Linked DNA regions of Mus musculus: region 1 is linked to region 2. A link is a loop called in an ENCODE intact Hi-C map of the cell type or tissue named here. Cell type or tissue: left cerebral cortex. All regions are shown on one strand.

What was found. A loop is a pair of places that touch in the nucleus more often than their neighbours do. Peaks named below come from ENCODE experiments on the same cell type or tissue, not always from the same donor. Only the 100,000 strongest peaks of a DNase experiment are listed, where the experiment ranks them.
Region 1: a loop joins it to region 2, with 2.4 times the contacts of the local background. A loop is called at or near these places in 6 of 42 quality-filtered maps.

Annotation. Positions count from the first base shown.
Region 1 is chr1:119,440,202-119,448,201 of GRCm38, reverse strand. Gm33490 (a long non-coding RNA gene) reads left to right here and starts at 4,058. Exons shown (of 2, transcript XR_003947965.1): 1 at 4,058-4,165; 2 at 7,583-8,000. Gm33575 (a long non-coding RNA gene) reads right to left here and starts at 4,324. Exons shown (of 2, transcript XR_387314.2): 1 at 3,851-4,324; 2 at 2,398-2,974. LOC115487115 (a long non-coding RNA gene) reads left to right here and starts at 2,707. Exons shown (of 2, transcript XR_003947963.1): 1 at 2,707-2,769; 2 at 3,567-3,763. In left cerebral cortex, a CTCF peak has its summit at 4,061 (motif pointing right); DNase peaks (open chromatin) are centred at 208 and 1,819.
Region 2 is chr1:118,765,053-118,773,052 of GRCm38, reverse strand. No RefSeq gene overlaps it. Among named protein-coding and RNA genes, the nearest start is that of Tfcp2l1, 140 kb to the right of the region's middle. In left cerebral cortex, CTCF peaks have their summits at 553 (motif pointing right) and 4,021; DNase peaks (open chromatin) are centred at 546 and 4,018.

The sequences.
Region 1 (8,000 bases), 680 kb before region 2:
ATCACTCAGACAGTTTAAGTCTTCCAGTTTCCCTGGTTCCTTTCTTGCTTCCATACATATTCCAACCGCCTCTCTCTTTGTGTGTGTGTGTACGTGTGAGTGTGCATTTGTATACCTATGTATGTGAGTGTGCTTGCACATGTGTGCATGTAGAGACCAGGAAACAACATCAGGTGCTCTTCAGGTGCTGCCGTTCCCTTTGAGACAACTCTCACTGGCCTGGGACTGGAGGAGTAAGCTAGCCTTGCTGGCAAGCGAGTCCTAGGGACCCAGTCTCTGCACTCCGTGCCAGGATTATAAATGGGAACAATCAGGGGCAGCTTTTGTTTTTGTCTTTAAATGGGTCTGGAGAAGGCAGGTCTTCAAGCTTGCAAAGGCATTGCATCTTACCGAATGAACTCTCACCCCAGCCCAGCGTCTCTGCCTTAACAAAATAACAAACAAACAAACTCACTAGACTCAGAGGAGAAGAGCACTCGCTGCTCTTGCAGGGGTCAGGATTTGGTTCCCAGTCCCATAAGGAGAGCTCGCAGCTCTTTAACTTCAGCTTTAGGGGATCCAATACTCTCTCTGACTTCTCCGGGTACCAGCTCACAAGTGGCACAGACCCAGACACATAAATACAAACGCAAATACTTCCTTAAAAGAAACAAAACTTCCCTAACATTGCTTTACACACACACACACACACCCAAACACCCCACACACAAATGTGTATATATATATATATATATATATATATATATATATATATATATACATATGTATGTATGTATATTATGTTTGTGTATACATACACACACAGACAGACACACAAATACACTGTTTGCCTTGTTATATTTTCTTGAGACAGTCTATCTATCCTGGGCTGGCTTGAAACTCGCTACGTAGACCAGGCTGGCCTGGAACTCATAGGTGTTCTTTCTGCCTCTGCTTCCCAAGTGCTGGGATTATAGGCCTGCGCCACCGCGCCCTTGAAGCTTCCTAGTCTTCCCCTCCCTCCCTTCAAGATTGCAATCGGCTTGCTTCCCACTGCCTGCAGTTCATGACCTGTACAGGAGCCACCTCAGTGGTTCCATTCAAGAGTGTCTTTGCAGTTCCCACGCCTCAGCCTCTGTCTGGCAGCAGGCACCTTCTGCCTGGCCCTCCCTTTGGATGGGGCTGGCCCTCGTTAGTGATTTCCTGGCTTTCTGGTGACTCTTCCCTTTCCCACCCAGCTGGCTCCGGGTTGGGAAGATGAGAAAGATATCCCTGCCTCAGGCCTCCTCTGTCAAGGTTCCTCTTTTCTCAGTCCACGGTTGTGTCTTCTACTTTCATTCGTGATAAGGACATTTCTCTCTCCCTCGCCCCTTATGTCTGTTCCTTCTATTCCTGCCCTCCCCATCTTGCTAGTTGCTGGGGTGTTGGAATGACAAGTGTCACTTGGCACCTGTCAGCCCTGTTGTCTCACCAGGTATGCCAAGTCCCTCCTGTGTGTAGGGAGTCTCTCCTGAGCTTCAAGCACCCATTGTCTCTGCTTTATTAGGCTTAAATGGGACCAATCTACCACCTCCTTATTCCACACCCCCATTCCATCCCACCTCTCTTTCCTGCCCTCCCTTAGTGGGAGCTGGCTGACCCAGGCCGGGAGTGTGGGTAGGTGGACATGTCGCGTGCCTGGACATAGCACCCAGATGGGAAGAGCGTGGGCTGGGGCAGATCTGGATTTCTGTCCTGGCCCTGCCACCCAGGAACTGTTTATGTTGGCAACGATTTAATCTTTCTGAGGCTCGGGCTGAACATGTAAAATGTGATAACACCTACTTTAACAGGGCTGTGAATACCAAATGAAGGAGGTACGTGACACTCCATAGCACAGGGCTGGTGTCCAGTAGCCCAGGGATGTCTCCCACCTTTCTTCTGGGCAGAGCCCAGCAACGTTCACCTCCCCCTCATTCCTGTACTGAATATAGGAAACAACCACAACTTTATGCTCCTTAATTTGGCTTCTTTTTTTGAAGGTCTTGCTGGTTCCACATAGAGCCCCATATCAGCTTCTCTCTCTCTCTCTCTCTCTCTCTCTCTCTCTCTCTCTCTCTCTCCCTCCCTCCCTCCCTCCCTCTTTTATTATTATGTGTATATGTTGTGTCCATGTGTGTTTATGTGCACACTTACATGGGGGCCTGCAGAGACCAGACAGGGTGTCAGAACCCTGGAGCTGAAGCTGCAGGTGGCGCTGAGTTGGAGCCGCCCTGCATGGGTGCTGAGAACTGAACTTTAATTCTCTGCAAGAACAGCAGGTACTAACCACTGAGCAATCTCTCCAACTTCCATTCCAGCCCCTTGAGGAAAGAGGCAAGAAAGCTACAAAGAGAATCACAGACAGTATCAGAGACGAAGTCACTCAGTACGACGTAAGGCTGTCCACACCTAGTTTAATAACAGACCTTAACAACTTCTGGAAGCTCAGAGCCACTCGTGGCTAAGTTCATGCCAGGCCACACTTCCCGCTAAGGTTGTGGGTCACAGTGTTGAGAGCCGGCCAAGCTTGTCTATGAGGTGGCCTCTTGTCTCATTGTTCTCTGTAGGTTCTGGAACATTACAGACGCACCGAGGAGGAGATGTACACTGTCATTTTTTTCTTTTACGTGAATTCTTTCGGAAAACACTTTAAAGCTGGTATATTGTGCTAGTGGGTGTGGTTAATATTCCATCCGGACGAGCCTGAACACAAGCCTCCGCAGATCAGGGCTCTCAGCCCTGCCTTTCGTTTTCATGTGAGGAAATGAGGTGGGTTAGGTTGGAGTAGTCATGGAGACTCCTGTTGCTGGCCTACTGTGTGTGGGTTTCCTGAAGGAACAGGTTTCCGTGGGGTAGGGTTGGAGGACTTGGGAGCTGTATAGAACAAGAACTTTCTTCCACATGAGGATGCACATCCACTCTGTCACCATATCCTAGGGTGCCTCTGGCCTTCAGGTCTGCAACTGGATACTCACTTCCCCAGAATGAAAGGAAACAGACGGTAGTCAAGGAGGTACAATGGTTAGTTTTAACTGTCAACTTGATGTGGCCTAGACTCATCTGGGAAAAATGAAGAATCGTCTACATTGGGTTGAACATGTGGCCATGTTTGCAGGGGATTGTCTTAATGTGGGAAGTCCCCACCCAGTGTGGGTGGCACCATTCCTGTCTTAGGGTTCCCAATGCTGTTATAAACACCATGACCCAAAGCAATCTGGTGTGGAGGGGGTTTATTTCAGCTTATGGTTGTAGTCGAGGATGAAAGGAATCCAGGGTAGGGTCCCAAGGTAGGAACCTGAAGGCAGGAACTGATGAAGAAGCCATTGAGGGGCACTGATCCCCTTTTGCTCTCTGTGGCTTGTGTTTATACACCCCAGAACCCCCTGCCCAGGAATGGCACTGCCCACAGTGAGCTGGGTTTTCCTACCTCAACCATCAATTAAAAAAATACACTACAGGCTTGCCCACAGGCCAATCTGTGAATTTTCTCAACCGAGGTTCCTCCTCCCAAATGCTTTTAGATTGTATTAGGTTACATAACACTAGCAACACGATTCTCTTTGCAGGGGTTCCTAGACTGTAATGAGAGTTGAGAAACTGAGCGAAGTATAAGCCAGCATGCATGTGAGTGTGCACAGTCATTTGCCTCTGCTCTCGACACTGTGATGTGGCCAGCTGTTGGAAGATCCTGCCCTGACTTCTGTACAAAGATCGACTATAAACTGGAATTGGGAGCTGAAATAAACCCTCCACCTCTACATTGCTTTTTGTCTGGGTATTTCATCGCAGCGACAAAAAAAAAAAAATTAAAAAGAAGGTAAGTGAGTGCTCCTGAGGAGTTCGTTCTTACCTGCTGGAGGCAGAGGTGCCTTGAGAGCATCGGTCTGAAGACTCTGCCTGGGCACCCCCTTTATGGTTTGGATAAAGTGGGGTGACAGTGAGAAGAATGTTTCCTGCTGTTTTACGGATAGCCCAGATCCTTCCTGAGGCAGGCCTGAGTACGCAAAGCATGGTGGGAAGCGTCCAGCAAGATCCTGTTAATGGGACCCGGCCAGTGGAGGGCGGTGCTGACACAGAGAAGCATAGAAGATATGAGGAAGGCTCATATCTTCCTCAGGCTGGAGGGTGATGAGGGCAAGTCCACCTGAGAAGAATGGAAGAGCAGGTAGAGAACGGAGACTGAGTGGGCTGGGGAGATGGTCAGCCATTGAAGTGCTTGCTTTGCAGGCATCAGAATCTGATTCCTAGAAGGATCCCAGAAAGTGGATCCGGTGGCTGCATATTAGCTCTCTGGTAAATTCAGGCCAGCGAGAGACCTTGTCTTGGGGGCGTGGGGAAGAGAAGTAGAGGGTATGTGAGGAACAGCACTGGACAGCCTGCTCTCTGGCGCCCGGCGCTTATGCACGCACGCACACACGCCCCGCCCTCTCCACAAAACAGGAACCATTGCTGAAGACGGGACACTGAACGGGAGTGGGACTATATCAAACATGGCCTCAGGGAAGAAGAGCCAGGCAAAGAGATGGACAGAAGGCCGTGTTTGAGGGGCGTGGGTAGCAGTTGAAGATTTGAACAGGTAGAGATAAAATGAGAGGCTGGGCTGGCTAAGCAGGCGCAGCTGAGAGGCAGTTAGTCAACTTGTGGTGGGTCAGGGGACTGGGACATGTGCTTCCTGGGCTGAGACTTTCGTTAGGTGGATCCCAAGGCCTCTGCGATCCCCAATCTGTCTGAAATTTTAATACTTGGCCATTGTATGAAAAAGCCAAAAAGTAGCCATCTTTAAGGTGTAGATGTCCAGGGTAATGAGAGCATTTGTAGTTGGCTTTAATTGGGTAGTTCTTACAGAAAATTCAAATAGTTTAAATGCCACTTTTTTGGGGCAACTATCCTAACTTGTGATCCTCCTGCCTCTGCCTCCTTTAGCAAATCCTACCGGCGTGCGCCACCATAACCGGCTGCAACTATCCTAACTAAATAAATGAAGAGGGAAGCTGGGGGTGGGGCTCAATGGGTGGAGTGTTTACCTGGCTTGTACAGGCTCTGAGATCGATGCCCAGCACTGTATAAATCCAGGCGTGGTGGTTGGGGCATGCCTGGAGTTCCCGCACTCAGGAGGCAGAGGCAGGAAGGCCGGGAGTTCAAGGTCATCCTCAGCTACACAGTGAATTCAAGATGCTCTGTCTTAAAGGGATAGAAAGAGCTCTGAGAGGGGAAGAGGAGAAGGAAGGGGAGGAGAGAGTAGAGATAAAAGAATCAGTGGCTCAGGTCTGTAACCCTAGCACTTGCGAAGCCAAAGCAGAATTGCTCTGAGCTCCAGGCCAGCCTGGACTACAGAATGGGATATTATCTCAAAAAGCCAATCCAAAATAAACAAGAAACAGCACTGTGAGACAGTTCAATGGGTAGAGAGGCTGGTGGGAAGAGAGGACTGATTCTAGAAGTTGTCTGAGCTCTGCACTATGCCAAACAGACATGCAGAAGAGCGTGACCCTGGCCCTCAGCCTCAAGGGCCCTCGACTTAGATGTTGAATGTTCAGGTGGAGCGGTGGTTCGTCTGGGAAGCTGACTGATGGCATGTAATGTCCCCTGTGCAGGGCTGCGGCAGCCTGGTGCACAGCCTCTGGGTTTGGGGCCATTGGCTTGTGTTCTTAGCCATCTTTCAGTCTTACTTTTCTCTCATGCCTGGGCCCTTGTTCCTAAGAACACACAAGAAGGCAAAGCTAGATGCTAAAATATGCACAACTCTTGGTTGGAGTCTGGAGCTCTTATCAGCTAGGACTTTTGGGAGCTGGAGGAGAGACCTCCCAGGCAGGTCCTCCCAGGCACCATTACATAGGGCCTTCTGTGTGCCTCCGTGTGAGGCACACATATACCATGGCCTCAAGCTTTGGCCACTGTCTCCTTAACAACCAAAACTCTCATCTACACTTCCTGCTCTGTCAGATGGGAAATCCTGCGGACACCACACCTATCAACAAGTCTACCAGTTCCCTAGCTCCAGGTAGTTTGCCCAGACTGGGCCACCCTGTTAGTGCTGGCTTCAGGCCACAGGGATCTCTCAGATACTGTCACTCTCCAGATGTTAATGTCTGCCTGAAATCCCAGGGAAGGCAGAGTCTCAAAGAGGCCATCTATTTCTCCTTCCTGCCTGGAGGCGAGGCCACACCTCAGCCAGATTGAGGTCTCTTCTCCAGGTAACTTGTTCTAGCACTTAACAAGCCTGTCACAGGATGCGGCTTTGATGAACCTGCTTCTGCCTCCTGAGTGATAGGCCAGGAGTAACCAAGGAAGAATAGAGGAGCCAGACAGACTCCTGGAAAGAGCAGTTACTTTTCTTATCAGCAGACTGTCTCTCTTGCTAAAGACTTACTGTGTCAGTCATTGTGTGCCTCTGTGTAGGTATTCACCCGTGAGTTCTGGTGCCCACGGAGGCCAGAAGAGGGCAGGCAGAGCCACCTGACTGGAGGTGTGGTGTGCTGGGAACTGAACTCTGGTCCTTTACAAGGATCCAGTGATGAGACAGGAGAATGTCCAGTTCCTTTGCCATTTCTTCCAGACTGCAGGGCACCAGAGGGGCCTGTGACATCTGTGGTATCCAGACAGGGGATTTCATGTCGTCCCCCTTTCCACGGAAGACATGGAAGATTCCCAGTGGCTGCCCAATTTTATGGATAGTCTGACCCTATGAGATCAAACTTTCTTCTTCACAAGTCGATGATAAAATCTACTTATCAGGATGAGACATAATAAGAGATTAACAGCTGGACCTGTGAGATGGGTCGACCAGTAAAAGCATACACTACCAAGGCTGACAACCTGAATTTGGTTCTCAGGACTCAAATGGTAGGCTCTAGCATATGGAGCCTGCCACCAGAGCTCACCTATTCCAGAAAGTTGTCTTCTGACCATCACACACATGCTGTGGTATGTACATATCCCCTCCCCCAATAATTATACATAATAAAAAAATTTAAGGCTATTAACACCTATAATTAATAGTAAAAGATACTAGTTACAATTTATACTGTAATGGAAAGTTCTATGAAGGGATTGGGGTTGTAGCTCAGTTGGTAGCACCCTTACCTATCGTGCCTGGAACTCTAGACTGATCTCCAGTTGCCGATCTATAATCCCAGCGTTCAGGAGATAGTGGAAGTAGGATTAGATGTTCAAGGTTCTCACCCTCTGCTACAAATCAGGTTAGAGACTAGCCTGGGCTAGAGAGCAGCTGAACAAAGAAGTTATACAGATGTGACTTCTCTCTCCTCTTTCAATCTATCCTACTGTGTCATGCTCACGCTGTTGGTTGGTTGTTTGTTTGCTTGTTTGAGGCAGGGTTTCTCTCTGTATCCCTGTCTGTCTGCTTTGGAACTCACTCTGTAGACAGGCTGGCTTCGAACTCAGAGATCCTCCTGCCTCTGCCTCCTGAGTGCTGGGATTAAAGGTATGTGCCACCACGCCTGGCTTACTATGCTCACTCTTATTGTTGGATGTGGGAGAGAAAAACCATACAGGGAGTGGTGGATTTGAAGAGGGCTACTGTATTTCCAAAATCTCTCTAGCATGTTCTTTACATTTCCAGAGAAGCTGACACACTGTTGGGAAGATATGTTCCTTTCACTGATGTCCCTTCACGCAGTAGAACCGGGAACTTCTCAAACTTCTGTGGGAGTTTCTGAGAGCCAAGTCTCCTTCCTTGCCACCCTGATCTCCAGGAGCCCTGGGACAGCCGCTGGACACTTCACCTAGCGTCACTGTTTTTACCATGCTGGCATCTTTGTTTTAGTGCCTCAAATTCATGCTTTCAAGCCCTAAGCCCGCTACATCAGAACCTGAATGCCTTTGGAGATGGTGCTTTGAAAAGACGGGCAAGGACAGGTCACATGACATCGTGGGGAAAGTCATCTGTAGCCAAGCCTGAGGACCTGAGTTCAATCCCTCGGACTTACACGGTGGCAGGAGAGAACTGGTTATTACAAGCTGTCCTTGAATTCCACGAC
Region 2 (8,000 bases):
GATGTGGTCACTGGTAGGTTTCCCCCACACCACTGGATGGCCGCACACACAGGCAGCACCAAGCAGTGGGCTTAGTAAGGTGTGTGTGTGTGGTGTGATACAAAGTACATATATATAATACATATAATGATACATTCATATATCTAAAGTATGATATGTAAATATATGATACAAAGGTGGAAGGAGCATGTTGAAGAAATATAAAGGGGAAATGAGGAGTGAGTATAACCATATTTCATTTGTATACATGTATAAAATTCTCAAGAACAAAGAAAAATTGTAACTAAAAAGAATGTTAAAGTATCTAAGTATGTCTTCGGTTAACTCTGCCATTCTTAACTTCAGTCTGAAACACACACACACACACACACACACACACACACTTCTCTTCTCTGGCATTCTCACTAGCGCCCCAACTCCGGACAGTGGCTCTTGTTAAACTGCATAAAGATCACAAGCTGAGAAGAAGCTAAGGCTACCAGGGTTTACTGGGAGATGGACTGTAATCAGTCCTGGACGTCGCTACAGAACCTGTAATTACCAGCAGAGGGCGCCGGAGCACATGGTGTGGAATGGAAGACCTGCCTTGGTGGGCGGTCTGCTTTGCTCAGTGTTGGCTGGGGCCACAGCTGAACGGTGTGAGACCTGGCAAGGCTGATGGCCACTGGTTGAGTATCATGCACACTGCCTGGCAGCAGTCCTTCCTCAGCCGTGTTCTCCTATCTACTTGGATTCCCCTGAGAACTGAGCTGAGACAGGGCTTGGGCAGGGAGCAGAGAAGGAAACTAGAAAAGAAATAGAGACAACAAAAAACTGTGCAGCACCCAGTGAGTGGCTGGGAGTGACTGGCTGGGAGTGAGGCATAAATCTCCTGAAGGCGACGAACTGCTCCTCAGACCACTGGCTCGAACAGCGGTTCTCAAACTGTGGGTTAAGACTCCTTTGGGGGTGGGTCACATATCAACTATCCCCCATATCAGACACACGATTAATAGCAGTAGCAAAATTACAGCTATGAAGTAGCAATTAAAGTAATTTTACAGTTGGGATCATCACAACATGAGGAACCGTATCAAAGAGTGGCAGCGTTAGAAAGGTTGAGAACCTCTGAGCTTGAGGGATAAAGGGCAGGAGACATTTATCCAGAGGATGGAGAGCTTGCCTGGTGTGTACAAGGCCTTGGGTTCCATCCCCAGCACTGCATAAAGTAGCCCTGGTGGCACAAGTCTGGAATCCCAGCATTTGAGAATCGATGGCAAGAGATCAAAAGTCCAAGGCCATCCTTGGCTACATGGAGCCCATATTTCTGGGGCTGTTGTAGGTTTGTTAACACCCCATATCCTTCATGGGTTACTGTCCAAATTCAGATGAGTGAAGTTTGCCAAAGCCACGGGACCAATGACAATAGACCAAAAGGCTAAAGGGTAACAGGAGTTTGTCTGGGGACCCTACTAAAGTTACGATGCCATCATGAACTTCCAAGAGGAGAGTTGGCTAGGATGTATACTCGCCGGCGTGAAGGGCGGGGCCAAATACCCGGTGAGAGCAGCTTGCATAGGAGGGCTAAGCAGGGCTCTCAGTTCGAGGGCACCGTACACCATGGTGAGACGGCTGGTCACATGACATCCAAAGGTGGGAAGCAGAGAGAGATGGCTGCTGGGGCTCAGCTCACTTTCTCCTTTTTATTCCGACTGGGATCTCTAGTCATGGGACGGTACCATTCACAGCAAGGGTGGGTCCTCCCACCGCAAGCAACCCAACCTAGAAACTCCCTCACAGACATGAGCAGAGGTTGGTCTCCTAGGCCATGCTAGGTCCTGTCAAGTTGACAGCACCGCTATCACAAGTAGAATGTGGAGATAGGAAGGAATGGCTCTTTCAGAACTTGGGGACAGGAGTACTTCAGAGCCTCTTCACTCAGGCTGAGCATAGTGAGCCAGACCCCGGGGTGTTCCCCCAGCCTAGGATGTGTCTGCCAGGTGGAGCAGCCCAGTGTTTGAGGTCTCAGTGTAGGCAGACCTCCCAGGCGTTTCACTGAGCAATAAAGAGCTGCAGCAGTGCCTAGTCCTGCCTGTGTCCCCGCTGTTGCTTCAGGCCAATCACAGCTCACTACCTGGTGCCTCTTCCCTCACCTGTGAAGGCATGTGTTGTGCTGGACCAGTCTGCTTCCTTCCTTGGCTTGTCCAGGAGACCAGACTTTAAGCAAGGGCAGCATGACTTAGAGGTGTCTTGGTCGTGTGTGTGTGTGTGTGTGTGTGTGTGTGCGCGTGTGCGTGTGCGTGTGCGTGTGTGTGCATGTGTGTATACTTGTGTGCATGCATATGTGACACGGGGCATATGTGATGATCAAAGGACAGCTTGCAGGAGTTAGTTTTCTCCGTCCACCACGTGTATCTCAGAGATCACATTCAGGTTGCCAGGTTCGCAGCAAGCACCTGACCGCTCATCAGTGCACTCAGACTACACCTGGCTTCCCCACTTAGATCCTGGATCTCAAACTCAGGTCTTCATGCTTGGATGGCAAGCACGTTACCAACTGAGGCACCTTCCCCTGTCTTAGTTCTGGTTTTAATCGTGAACTGTGTTGACTATGATACCCTGGGCCAACTCCCATAATCTAAACAGTAGGAAGATAGAACAGTCTCAAATTGGGCCTTGGGCAAGGTCAGCCCGGGTAGTAGCCAAGACTGCTGATTTGAGTGTGTGGGTTCCAGTAATGCTAATGATAGCCAGCATTTGTTGAGCACTTACTGTATACCAGGCACTACTGTAAGTGCCCTACAGTGGACAGCCTGCGGTTCTGCTACTAAAATGCCAGGGAACAGAATAATTCCTCTTTCCCACAATGCTTTTGTTTACTCCTCTATGAAGAATGTGGGTCGGTTGGTGGCAGGGTTCCAGAGCTTTAGTGTAATGGCTGTCACCAAAGACAGGCAGGCACCCATCTTCCAGTTCATGGGGTGACCAACACCCAGATCCCTGGCACAGAACTCCCCCAGGGCCTCGGATGAGGATACTGTGTGACTGAAGGGCACAGATGTTGGCGTGGAGAGTTGGGGGGCTGGTAGAAGTGGGGTAAGTTGAGCCCAGGGTCTCTAGCTGTGTAGAGTCTAGGGGTCTGTGGGAGGTTGTAGAAGCCTGATTGCTCTGAGGGGTCTACAAGTTACTGGAGTTGTTAGAACCACCTGCCCTCCATAGGACACTTAAACACTCAAGTGATGCCGAATTGCAGAGAAGAGAGGGTCTACTCACTGGGGCTGCGCTGGGGAGTGGAACAAATAAAGACATCCACTTCTCCCACTAACTCCATCTTCAGGGCACTCATGAGGTTCAGGTTTAAACAGAGGGCAAGAGCGGTGCATAACTAAGCTGTCCCGGTCAAGGTGTGGTCCTGCCCTCCATCCCTGTCTGAGCTCACATCTCTCTTGCAAGGTAGTCTGTCAAGCTGTCAGAACTGTGTGAAATCTCTTTCTGGGAGACAAGCTCCCCCTCTGGCTGGCACCAGCCTTCAGCCATTATCTTCTCCCAACATGAGGTGCTTGGGGAAGTTCTCAATTTGGGGGGGGGGTGCATCATCTCAATAGTCTGACAGAGGAGCACGTGTCCTTTTAGAATAGAGTCGTTCCTACCAGGACACTTATGAGGACTCTGGAAGGATCTGAAGACTGCAGTGTGCAAGGTTTCTGCATCTAGGAGTCTAGGAGTCCAGAGGTAGAGCAGCGAGGGCATGAACTCTTGACAGGGGCAGGGAAAGCTGCAGGTCACAGGGACCTGGAGCTGACAGTCTGAGGACTTCGAGCGTAAGGGTCTGGGGCTGGGATGGTTTGAGAAATTAGGGATCTAACATCTGGGGAGTCCGAAGGTGTGGCCCAGAATTTGGGGATGTGAGCATCTAGGAAGACATAGATGTAGGGTTTTTTTTCAATACAGGTGTGCTTGGAGATTCAAAAGATCTGGGGCAGTCCAGAGCATTGGAAGTTTGAAGAGGAAGGAGCTGAAAGTGGCCCAATAGCGCCCCTTAGTGTTCTTTCTCTCCTACTGCAACCAAAAAGGAGCTTGTGTGTGCAACTGCATTTTTGTATCTGGATATGTATATACTTGTGTGTATAGGCCGGAGAGCAACCTGGGACGTTGTTCTTCAAATGTTATCCACCTTGTATTTTGAGTCAAGGTCTCTTTAGCCTGGAACTTACCAAGTTGGTTAGGGTGGCTGGCTAGTGAGGCCCAGGGACCTGTCTGTCTCCACAGTGCTGGAATTATAAGTATATCCCACTACAGGAGGCGGTTTTGTCCTCACACCTCCAAGACAAGAATTATACTGACTAAGCCATCTTCCCAACCCCTGGTATCTGTTTACAAAGAGCACTGGGTTAGGATTGTAGTGCTGATCTCTGGGGAGCCAGATTCAGATTCAGGCAATGAGACAAATGGCTTCAGGGCTTCCTTTAGGGGATGGCAGGGGTTGGGGAGGTGGACAGAAAGATCCATGTGTTTATAAAGGAGAAATAAAGACAGAAGACAAAGTTGTCCAGGAGATGTCCCAGAGGGGACAGCTGTTGAGGGGCCACTTGTAAATATAGTCCCTCTTGAGGAAACAAGTGTTACAGTTCTAGCAAAAATAAAGCTATTCTGTAGAGACATCTGCTCGCCTCCCTTTGGCTATCAGACTACTGAGACAATGGATCCCACGAGATTGGCATTTCCCCAGGAGTACTGAGAGAGTAGACAGGGATCCTGGTGCTAGCCAGAGGGGAGCTTGTGTCCCAGGAAGAGACCTCACAGGATGTTGATAACTTGTCAGACCACCTTACAGGAGAGAGTGGAAGTGAGACAGGAATAGACCAGTGAGGGGCGGGGCCACATCAGTGAAGGGCGGGGCCACATCAGTGAGGGAGGGACGGTGAGGTCAGGGAGGGACTGGACCAAGCTCCTGCAAGGCTTAGCCATACATACCTCTGGCCCTCTATTTAAACTCGAAGGTCTTGTTAAAGGGTCACTCACCTCCATAGCCACTGTGAATAACTCCCCTCCCTCTGCTTTTCACTATTTCTGGTCTAATTAGCCTATTGCGAATGGGCTGCTGAGCATGGCTTGTTAGGGCTGTAGGGCCCAGACTGTAACCCTAGCAACACTACTAACATCAGCACATAATAGACAGCCATCTGTATCCTCCTCTCTAGTTTCTATCTCTCTGGTTAGATGGGCTGAGGGAGTTGGTTTAGTGATAAGCAAGGCATTCTGGGTGGCGAATCTGGGGCAGTAGGGAGACTCTGTCAGAGGACGACAGCTCTGATAAGATTCAAATGGCAGGAGACTGGAAGCTGAGTTCCCAGGTAGAGGAGAGGACACTGGCAGCATCTGTAGTCCATGCCGCCACCTCCCACTTAAGGCCTGACTCTGCCACCTGGGTAAGATGACAGGCATACCAAGGCCAGGATTTGTCTAAAGGCCTGTTTAGGGGGTTTCAGTGATTGCTAAAAATGAAGTGTGACCTTCTGGGAAGAAATGGCCATTCCCATGACAGAGTGTTTGCACCTGAGTGGAATTCCCCCTAAGCCTGTAGCTCATGTCATTCAACTTAGGCACCACTGGGGCTATACATTCCCTGCATAGCACCTCAGTCACCGCCTTCCAAATGCCACAACAAACATAGTGTGTTGCTAGTAGCCACAGAAGAACACAACATTTACACAGGGGTTTAAGGTCATCCTTGGTTACATAGTAAGTTCAATGTCTGCCCAAATTACATGACACTTTGTCTTAAAATGGGGAGGGGTGCTGAAGAAATGGCTTAGCATTTACTAGTGTTTGCTGTTCTCCTAGAGAACCAGAGTGCAGTTCCTGGGCAGCTCACAACTGCCTGTAGCTCCAGGAGACCTAGTGCTCTCTTCTGAGCTCCAGGCACCCACACACAGGTGCATAGACAGACAAATGTATTAACTGACAACACGACTGCTCCATTGTATGGTTGAGACAGAAGACTTTTATTAAAGCTGTGATGGAGAGAGCAGCCAGAAGCATCTGGAGGAGTGTGCAGCAGAGAGAAAAAGTAGGAGACTGATCGTGGCCAGCAGACTGGATCTGACTGGCCAGGAGAGAAACAGGAACAGAGGAGAAGGGGGGTGGGGGACAGATATCAGGGGAGTGCAGGAGAGCAGAGAATGGGGAAAAGAGAGGCAGAGAGAGACAAAAACAGAGAGGGAAAGACAAAGAAAGCGATCATGTCTAACATGGTTATAAGAGTGAATAGTGAGGTGGGAGGGAACGCGGTGAGCTAGAGGAGCTAGGGTGGGGGAGGAGTGAGAAGAGCCAGGATAAACCCTAACCCTGTAACAGGCGCTGTGATATGAAGGGAGTCTGGAGGCCAGCCTGACCTTTGGTGTGCTAATAGAAACCACAGACAGCCATGTGTCCCTTCTACCTTTTGGAATTTGGGAAAATTGGGTTTCCTAGGGACCTGAAAACACATACACATACATTTTTTGCTAAGCTGGACGATGAGGAAGAGGAAGCAGAAGCAACAGCGGCCATTGCAGAGATCGATCAGTGCTAATGCTGGGAGGGCAAGAGCCCTGACCTTGCTCAGTGTGTTCCCGTGACTCTGTGTGCTTATATGGAAGCCCAGAAGGATGGAGGTGAAGCAGTAGGTCCAGTCGGATCCAAACAGCGATATTACATTCTTGTAAGCACTCTATTTCCTTTGACCTTGTGAGGCTGGGAGGGGGGAACCGAGGCCTGGGTCTGCTCACCTTTGTCTTCTGCACTTCTCTGGCTGTCCACCATCACAGTCAACTCCTTTGTATTTCATTCACAGCCTCCCCAACTCTGGGTCCAGTGGGATGGCCCAGCAGGTAAGGACACACAACAAGCCTGAAGATGGGTTCACTCCCCAGGACCCACTCAGTGGAAGGAGAAGCTGCGTCTGACAGTTGTCCTCTGACCTCCAGAGTGTCCTGTGCTGTGATCCTGCATGCACACGTGTGCTCTCTCTAGTGTGCACACATGTGTACACACTAAAGAGGTGTAATAAAAATGTATTTTCAAAGGACCCCATTCGCTGAACGCCAAGACTTCTCAGTTCTCTTCTTCTAACCTGCAGAGAGGCTGTTCTACGGAAAGGAAGGCACAGCCATCTCTCTGGCAGGTGACAGATTGAATGACAATTACATTCCTACAGGTAAAAAGTGCAAGATGCAAGTTTATTTCCTCCAGCAAAAGAGTCCTTGACACTTCAACTGATGATGAGTAGGCGCTAAATCCCTCAGGAAGGCAGGAACATGAGCTACGACCAGCCATGCAACAATCAGGTTGGCAAGCTCTGCTGCCTCAGCACTTGGGACCCAGCCAGAACTGGGCTTCTCAAAGCCACGCCACATGGGGGAATCAGCAGAAGGGACGTGCAGGTGCCCACGTGAGGCACAGCAACAAAATATTTCGACACAAGTGTTTGGCGGGGGAGGGGATATCAATTTTAAGAACCTGTCAATGTACGTGACTCGAAAACATCTTGCAAACTCTCCCCCCACCCCCACCCCCAGGGCTTAGGTGTAGTATGTCAGTTGGTGGTGCGCTTGCCTGGCACGCACAAAGGCCTGGTTTCCATTCCCAGCACTAGACAGACGAGTGTGCTGGTACATACCTATAATCCTAACTTTCAGGAGGTAGAGACAGAAGTTCATATCATATAAGCTACATAGAGAATTAGTAGTCTGCCTGGGGTACATGAGACTCTGTCTCAGAAAAGGAGGCAGGCCTGAGAATATAACTCAATCCGTAAGGCATTTGCCTTCCAAGTACAAGGGCCTAAGTTCAGCCCCCAGAATGCACACACACACAAAAAAGTCTGGCCTGGTGGCATGTTCTCATCATCCCAGAAGGGGCAAATGGTCCCCCAGGAGCAGAACTGTCCCAGACCCTGGCAGGGCAGTGCTTGTGGCCTGAAGGTGATTGCAAAGGCAGCGCCCAGACCCACCTTCCTTCAACCACACAGTAACAAGACA